3 separate regions of the Mus musculus genome follow, and regions 1 and 2 are each linked to region 3. The links are chromatin loops, found by intact Hi-C in ENCODE. Cell type or tissue: left cerebral cortex. All regions are shown on one strand. Region 1 holds the start of Asic2 (acid-sensing (proton-gated) ion channel 2). Region 2 has its middle 26 kb from the start of Gm11418. Region 3 overlaps Asic2 (acid-sensing (proton-gated) ion channel 2).

What was found. Hi-C counts contacts between places; a loop is a spot of excess contacts. Peaks named below come from ENCODE experiments on the same cell type or tissue, not always from the same donor. Only the 100,000 strongest peaks of a DNase experiment are listed, where the experiment ranks them.
Region 1: a loop joins it to region 3, with 6 times the contacts of the local background. A loop is called at or near these places in 7 of 42 quality-filtered maps.
Region 2: it touches region 3 in a loop (4-fold over the local background); 9 of 42 quality-filtered maps call a loop at or near these places.

Annotation. Positions count from the first base shown.
Region 1 is chr11:81,151,614-81,154,113 of GRCm38, reverse strand. Asic2 (acid-sensing (proton-gated) ion channel 2) reads left to right here and starts at 1,211. Exons shown (of 10, transcript NM_007384.3): 1 at 1,211-2,356. The coding sequence starts at 1,649. It overlaps Gm51910 (a long non-coding RNA gene), which reads right to left. Exons shown (of 3, transcript XR_003949744.1): 3 at 2,381-2,500. In left cerebral cortex, CTCF peaks have their summits at 362, 1,074 and 1,820 (motif pointing right); DNase peaks (open chromatin) are centred at 89, 362, 1,113 and 1,883; H3K4me3 peaks cover 2,408 bases; H3K27ac peaks cover 2,172 bases.
Region 2 is chr11:81,612,428-81,614,927 of GRCm38, reverse strand. It overlaps a transcript of Asic2 not described here. Among named protein-coding and RNA genes, the nearest start is that of Gm11418, 26 kb to the right of the region's middle. In left cerebral cortex, a CTCF peak has its summit at 1,460 (motif pointing right); DNase peaks (open chromatin) are centred at 1,483 and 2,294; H3K4me3 peaks cover 1,077 bases; H3K27ac peaks cover 400 bases.
Region 3 is chr11:80,905,338-80,907,837 of GRCm38, reverse strand. All of the region lies in intron 3 of Asic2 (acid-sensing (proton-gated) ion channel 2), which reads left to right. Gm51909 (a long non-coding RNA gene) reads right to left here. Exons shown (of 3, transcript XR_003949743.1): 1 at 1-2,500. Among named protein-coding and RNA genes, the nearest start is that of Gm51909, 8.7 kb to the right of the region's middle. In left cerebral cortex, a CTCF peak has its summit at 1,205 (motif pointing left); a DNase peak (open chromatin) is centred at 1,183; H3K27ac peaks cover 272 bases.

The DNA of each region.
Region 1 (2,500 bases), 250 kb before region 3:
CAGCCGCAGCACATCAACCCACAGGCAGCTTCACGAATTGAAGACTTGGCACAAACGCCGGTTCACATATAAACAGTTCACATCCTACACACACCCCTGCACGACACCGCACTCACACTTGCTCAAGTGCCCACGCTGCACAGTCCCATCTCTCTCCAGCCCATTTCACACGCCCAGGCATCCCTTCACATTTCTTTGCACACGGCTTGCACATAAACACAGCATTCTTACTACTCTCCATCTCTTCCACAAGCCGGTACAACCGACCACATCTGTGCTGCCCCCAACCCCCCCCCCCCGCCCCAACATCCCCTGCAACTTCAACAAGAGGCTTCCCGCTTGGTGTGCAGCGGCCACAGTGGCCAGGAATTAAAATGCAGCAAGGAGGAGCCGGGAGCGTCAGAACCGCGTCTCCAGGAGCGCACAGCGCTCGCCTCGGCCGCCGCCGCCCCGCCCGCCCGGAGCCGCGGGGCCAGCGAGCGCAGTAGCAGGTGCTCAGAGCCCAGCAGCGCCAGCCGCGCCAGCCTCGCGCGGCTGCTGCCCAAGTTCGCCCGGGGCCCGAGGAGGGCCGGGCTACCGAGAGAGGAGAGCAGCCGCCGCCACTGTCACCGCCATCGTGGACTTGGAGTCTTGAGAGGAGACGGGCCCACCGGAGCTGCGAGCTTCGATGAGCAGCGAGTCCGGATCAGCCTCAGGAGGTGTTGCTTGGGCTCCGCAGTTCCCAGCTCCCGTCTCCCAGAGAGAATAAGAGGCAAGGAACAGCATAGCCGGGTTTTTCTAAAGACGATCCGTGCCGAGAGGAAAAGCGATAGTTTCCCAGCACCAGCAACCTTGGAGGGGCCCAGCAGCGAGCAGCTTTCCGCAGGACGCCTTGAGAAGCCCCCGCCCCAGACGACAGTAGACACCCCGCGGGACTCAGGACTTGGGGAAGCCTGGGAGCGTCTCAGCAGAAAGCAGCTCCGGCAGCCGTGAGAAAGAAGGGTCCTGGAGGAAAGGGAAGGTGCAAGTCGCCACTCGGCGACCACTCACCCCAGTACACACCCACCCCACCCGCCGAGCCTGGAGCCGCGGAGTGCCTCTGGGGGCGCTCGTTCCTTGGCGCCTTCCCTCGCATGTCCCAGCACCACTGGGCTAAGGGCCAGACTAGTGGGGTCCCCGGGACTGGCCAAACCAGGCATGGTGGCCCAGTGGTCTCTCTCTCAGGATCAGCGTAAAAACTGGGGTTAGTCCGTGCAGGGGGGACTCATCTCAGGGTCCCCCGAGGTCCAGGACCAGGATAGGTCGGCGGGCACAGAGCCCAGGGATTGGAGAGGCGGCTCCCAATGGGGCCCCTCCGGAGGTAGTGCCCAGTGACTCTCGTCCTTCTGGAAGACTCGGGGCCAGCAGAGCCTGGGGGTGGGGGGTAGTTAGGAGAGGCCAGAGCTAGGGGCGGCGGGCCGAGGCGGCACTCAGTCCCGGGCGAGCGCCCGCGGAGGCGGCGGCGGCGACGCCGGGAGGGCATGCCGCGCCACCGGAGCTCCTGTCGGGAGCAGGCTTCCCTGGCACAAGCTGCGCGCGGCTGCTGCTGCTCCCACTGCTGCTGCGGACTCCCATGGCGGCTCCGCCCGGCCGGGGCCGCCGCCGCTGTCGCCAGCCTCGGGCTGAATGAATGAGCCGGAGCGGCGGAGCCCGGCTGCCGGCGACCGCGCTCAGCGGCCCGGGACGCTTCCGTATGGCCCGCGAGCAGCCGGCGCCCGCGGCGGTGGCGGCAGCTAGGCAGCCCGGGGGCGACCGGAGCGGCGATCGGGAGCTGCAGGGGCCAGGGGTCGCCCGCAGGGGGCGGCCGTCCCTGAGTCGCACTAAATTGCACGGGCTGCGGCACATGTGCGCGGGGCGCACGGCGGCGGGAGGCTCTTTCCAGCGGCGGGCGCTGTGGGTGCTGGCCTTCTGCACGTCCCTTGGCTTGCTGTTGTCCTGGTCCTCGAACCGCCTGCTCTACTGGCTCAGTTTCCCGTCACACACGCGAGTGCACCGCGAGTGGAGCCGCCAGCTGCCGTTCCCCGCTGTCACCGTGTGCAACAACAACCCCCTGCGCTTCCCGCGCCTCTCCAAGGGGGACCTCTACTACGCGGGCCACTGGCTAGGACTGCTGCTGCCCAACCGCACCGCGCGCCCGCTGGTCAGCGAGCTGCTGCGGGGCGACGAGCCGCGCAGACAGTGGTTCCGCAAGCTGGCCGACTTCCGCCTCTTCCTGCCGCCGCGCCACTTCGAGGGCATCAGCGCTGCCTTCATGGACCGTCTGGGCCACCAGCTGGAGGACATGCTGCTCTCCTGCAAGTACCGGGGCGAGCTCTGTGGCCCGCACAACTTCTCCTCAGTGAGTTGCCCTCCGCGCGAACCCGCCCTTTCTGACCCCGCGCTTCCCAGGAGTCCTGAGGCTCTTAGGTGGGCCCCAGGGACTGGACACCAGGCCCCTGTGAGTGTCACTACTTCCTGACTGGGTGTCACCTCTCCTCAGTGC
Region 2 (2,500 bases), 710 kb before region 3:
TTGTAAATTGCTGGGTTCAGGACCTGTTATAAAAAGATGTCCCTCTGGTGTGTGGCTTGGGTTTTCATTCTTTTAACTGCCCCCATGCCACCACCCCCACTTCTTATTTTGTTAGTTAAGATAAGTTTGGAGAGTGCAAAGTAAAAGAGGAGGAGGAGGAGGGGGAAGGGGAGGGGGAGGAGGGGGAGGAGGAGGAAGATAAAGAAGGGGGCTGGAGAGATGCCTCAGCAGTTAAGAGCACTGCTCTTCCAGAGGTCTTGAGTTCAATTCCCGGCAACCACATGGTGGCTCACAACCATCTGTAATAGGATCCAGTGCCCTCTTCTGGTGTGTGTCTGAAGACAGCTATAGTGTACGTCTATACATAAAATAAATAAATCTAAAAGGAGGAGGGAGAGGAGGAGGAGTAAAAGTCCTAAGAACCAGGGCAGCTTATAAACTGGATTCACTTTCAATTCCTGAAAGATCGGAATGTGAGGGAAATGAAACTGTCAGACAATCTTAATCAAGGTTCTATTAAAAGGGCCACCTCTCAGGGAGGCTCCAACTGGGTCTGCAGCCTCTATGGGACTGCACATCTACCTTGATCCTCATGGTGACCTCCCAGATGGAGGTTGTTCCTCTCTCCCCTCCTCCTACCTCCATCCACTCTGCTGTCTTGGGGTTTAATGGGCCGGTGTGGAGGGTTGAAAGGACAGTGTTAACAAGAGTCAAATCAAAAGGATATTCACCTAACTGTGTGTCTGCCTCTCTTCCTGGTTCCCCATTCTATTATTCCCATGCTGTGTGGGGGCCCAGCATTCGCTGAACATCTGGCCTCCCCCTCAGGAGGCTCAGGGTGTCCTTTTCCTCGCTGCAGTCAGTTCATGCTGGGCGTGCCCCACCCTCGGCAGGTGTAAGGTTTCTACTGGGTAGATCAAGCCAGCCTTGAACCCCAGCTCTTCCTGCATGAACTTCCTAAGTGCTGGGAATGCAGGGACATGCCAACCTTGCTCGACTGAGTGTGGTTGTTTCTGATTTATACCCCCTGCCCCAAGTCATTCGACTCAGGGAAAAACGCAAAACAAAAGCAAGATTTTAATCCAAGAGACAAGAGAAAAATGAAACTAAAACATGATACAAAGCTGAAGAACGGGAAAGATGGAAGAGAAAAGAATGGAAAAGCACAGTGTGTTTATGTATATAGTTCATGAACTCTTTAGAAGACTCAGGTTCCCCGGGGTCGGGGCGGGGGACGGAGGGGGGGGGGCAGAATCCAATCAAAAATATGTTACTTTCTCCGACTTCAAGCTCAGAATCACTAAAAAGTGGCAAACTGGTGATGTGATTCCAAACCTTTCCCTATCTTATCTTTTCAGAAGCTGCAGCAATTGCCTTTTCTTCTAGAATGTCGTCCCATTGTTTAAAAAGGAACTTCAAATTAGAATGATCTTCCCTGGGCAATTCCTGAAACAGCCACTAGATGGCAGAATGAGACCACAAAGATGCTGTGTCAGATTGGCTGCTGATCTGCATGCAGCCCGGGGAGCCGCGAGCTAGCAAGCCATCTCCTGCAGGCATCTGATTAATAATGGGGCTGTAATTATCTTTACACAATCCCGATTGCAGCTCCCGTTGTAGCCTAGCTGTTAAATTAAACTGCACAAATAAATATGCCTTGCGACTCAGCCTCCCCAGCACTGCCCACCCTGGGTGGCTTCCAGGCATATTAACATATCAAAACACAAACAGAACCCCTCCCCACTCCCTTCATTTTCATAACAAAAGGGGCCCCCTTTCATCTCCCCAGCAACCGGGTCTGTATTTAAATAGCTCTGTGAAGGCCGATAACGTTATTACTTTATTTCCCTAGTCTAGCCCTGGGATATCTGCTTCTTCGGGAAGATGGATGGATGGATTTTATTAGGAAGATGAAACACCCACGGACCCAAGCGGCCTGAAGCTTGGTGCAGAAGAGAGCCTGTAAAAGCCTCACCTAAAGGAATACTCAGAAATAACTAGGGATCCTAATTGGTCTGAGGCAGCGCTTTCCGGCTTAGTGGTCTAGGGTCAAAGGAATGAAAATGCAAACGAAATTGGGTTAGGGCCATAGGTTCCGGATGGTGGCATTATAAACTGTAGAGCCCTGGGCATGAAGACACATAGGGGTTAGAACTTCCTAGAAAGCACTTCACCCCAGCTGCAGGGCTGCTGACTTCCCCCCAAGTAACGGGAGATGTCTAGAGATCCTGCCTCCAGCCAGGGACAACTCAGGCGTGGGAGGGAGCTACACAGATGATGCAGATCCTGATTTGACTCCCAGTGTTAGAGAAGCTTGTACAATCCAAGGACTTGGCAGTACAAAGGCCTGTTTGGGGCGGCGGAAGCTAAGTCCTGAGGTTAACTCCTGCAGCAGGCACTCCTGTTAGGCCCCCAGTAGGTAGAGGAGAAGGGAGGCTTTACTCCCGAAGAGACTCCCTTCCATCATCCTAGGAGCTCCTCCTCTGCTCCCGACTACACA
Region 3 (2,500 bases):
AGCTGCGATCAAGGAGGCAGCAGAAAAGGAGAGGAGACGGGACAAGATGAGGTGAGGTGAAGAGACAAGAGAGCCTGTCCCAGCTCACCCGCACATCTTCCCTGGGTCCCATGATCTTGTGCCAGTGGGCTTTCTGCAGAATTTAACCACCAGCTGCATTTTATACAAGTTCTTTATTATGGTTTGAGTGGGAACTGTCCCCATAGGCTCATGTGTGTTAAAGCTTGGTCTCCAAATGGCGGTGCTGTTTAGGGAAATTATGGACCCTCTGAGACCTTGCTGCTGGACAGAGGCCACTGGGGAGTGTAGCTTGAGGTATAGCTTGGCCCTTCTTCTGGCTTGATTCCTGCCTCCTGCTTAGCATCGTGCAATAATAAGCAGCTTCCTCTAGCTCCTGCCTCTATGAACCAAGCCACTCTACCAGGTCTTCCCTGTCGTCATAGGCTGTCAGCCTCTGAAAGTGTGAGCTAACATAACCCTTCCTCCCTTGTATTCTTTCTACCCAATTCTTTGCTCACAGCAAAGAATACCGTTGTGATGTCAAGCGGACTGGAGAGATATCATCTGAGGGTCACAACTGGGTTACACAGATATGCCCTTATCAAGGTTAATCTTTCGGCATTACTCTGAGGGGTTCAAGATCGGAGCTCATGCTTGCATGACACATCAGAAAGGCCAAGTCGCATGTTCAAGTTCCCCCAACTCAGTAGTTCAACAGTGCCTGAGTCAACTCCTGCTTAGTCTGAACCACAGAGTATACCTCGTAACAAGGCCAGGACTCCACAACATGAGGGGAAGAGATCAGAAGCCAGGCTAGAACAAGACTAAGGGCTTAGCCTTGCCATGGACTCTGGATGTGTTTTCCAGGACCTAGAGGGATACCATTCAAGAGAGCAACATGTCCACTCCCTGAAGCAGAAAGTTAAAAAGTTGATAGAAGGGTTGGGTAGGTGTTGGGTAGCCATCAGGTATGCCAGGTAGGCCTCCCTGTCTCACTCTCCTTTCCTCTCCTCCCAAGCCCAAAGTTCTTCCAGCATCCTCTCAATATCTCCTTCTAACTTGGAGCCTCAGACAGTGGGCTGCAGATACAACAGGGATAGGTCCCGAAAGATGGACCAGGGCCTAAGATACAAGCTTGAGCCACTAAGGACAGCTGGAACTCCAAAAGAGCACATCGGGCTGTAGTGCCACCTGCTGGTAAGTCTCAGACCTTAGGTCTGGGACTGTCTGAACCCTTTAGAGGTTGAAGTACACAGGGATGACACCAGACAGAGGAGGGGGCAGTCATTTCCTTTATATAAACTTCGTTATATAAAATGAAAAGCCTGTGGAAAGACCCTCAAGCAGTGTAGGGCGAGGGAAAGAGAATACAGACCTTCCTTTGATTTGCTCACAAATTTAAGCCAGTTATCACCAGCTCTGTGATACAGGGTTGTCAGGAAATGCAAGGTTCAAGGCTCAATCCTGGTGTTTCTCCTCTCTTCCTGACTGGCTCATCCACCGTCTGTTATAATCATGAACTCTACCATTCGTGATCCTAGCTCTCTAGCTCTCTCTCCTAGAACCTGACCTCAGGATCGAGCGAGTGACCTTCTAACTCACATGTGTGAATAGACGAGAGAGAGAGAGAGAGAGAGAGAGAGAGAGAGAGAGAGGGAGGGAGGGAGGGAGGGAGGGAGGGAGGGAGGGAGGGAGGGAGGGAGAGAGAGAGAGAGCTCCCAGGATCTACTTGTCACACTCCCCTGGTGCTGGAGTTACAGGTACACACAGCCACACTCAGCTTCCTATGTGAGCTTTGCACTCAAGTCCTTATGTTTGCAAAGCAAGCACTAAGCGATCTCCCTAACTCCTAGCCAGAAAGGCAGAGCTTCTCTGGCCCATAAACTCAAATGGTAAAGAGAACCAGAAAAAAAAAGAAAAGAAAAGAAAAGAAAAGAAAAGAAAAGAAAAGAAAAGAAAAGAAAAGAAAAGAAAAGAAAACAGAGTTAAAGCTGGAGATATGGCACGATTGGTAAAGTGCTTGCCCTGCATTATGAAGTCCAGGGTTCGATCCCCAGCACCACCTAAAACGGTGTGTGGTGGTACAAATCCTAGCACTTGGCAAGTGGAGGCAGAAGGATCCGATCCTCAACATCCTCCTTAGCCTCCGTGAGCCTGAGGCCAGCCTGGGATGCCTGAGACCTTGCTGAAAGAAAGGGACGTGGGTGGAGAGTAAGGACGGAGGAACGGATGGGGGACTGTATGTGATGTGAATGAGCATAGCCGTGACCAGGAAGCACCGAATCTATCAAGTCAGATGAGAAGACTTATATCTGGGCTTGAGGGGTGGGAGTGAAGACACCATAGAACACCCGAGGCCACCGCAGCCCATGACACAGTGGAGTTGAGAGCAGGGTTTAGGTCATTCTGCTGTGTCATTCTAGAGTTCCAACTGATGGTCTGAAAAGACTTTAGAGGTTATCTCGTCCGAAGGCACAGCCAATACCTGAATCTCTCTCCT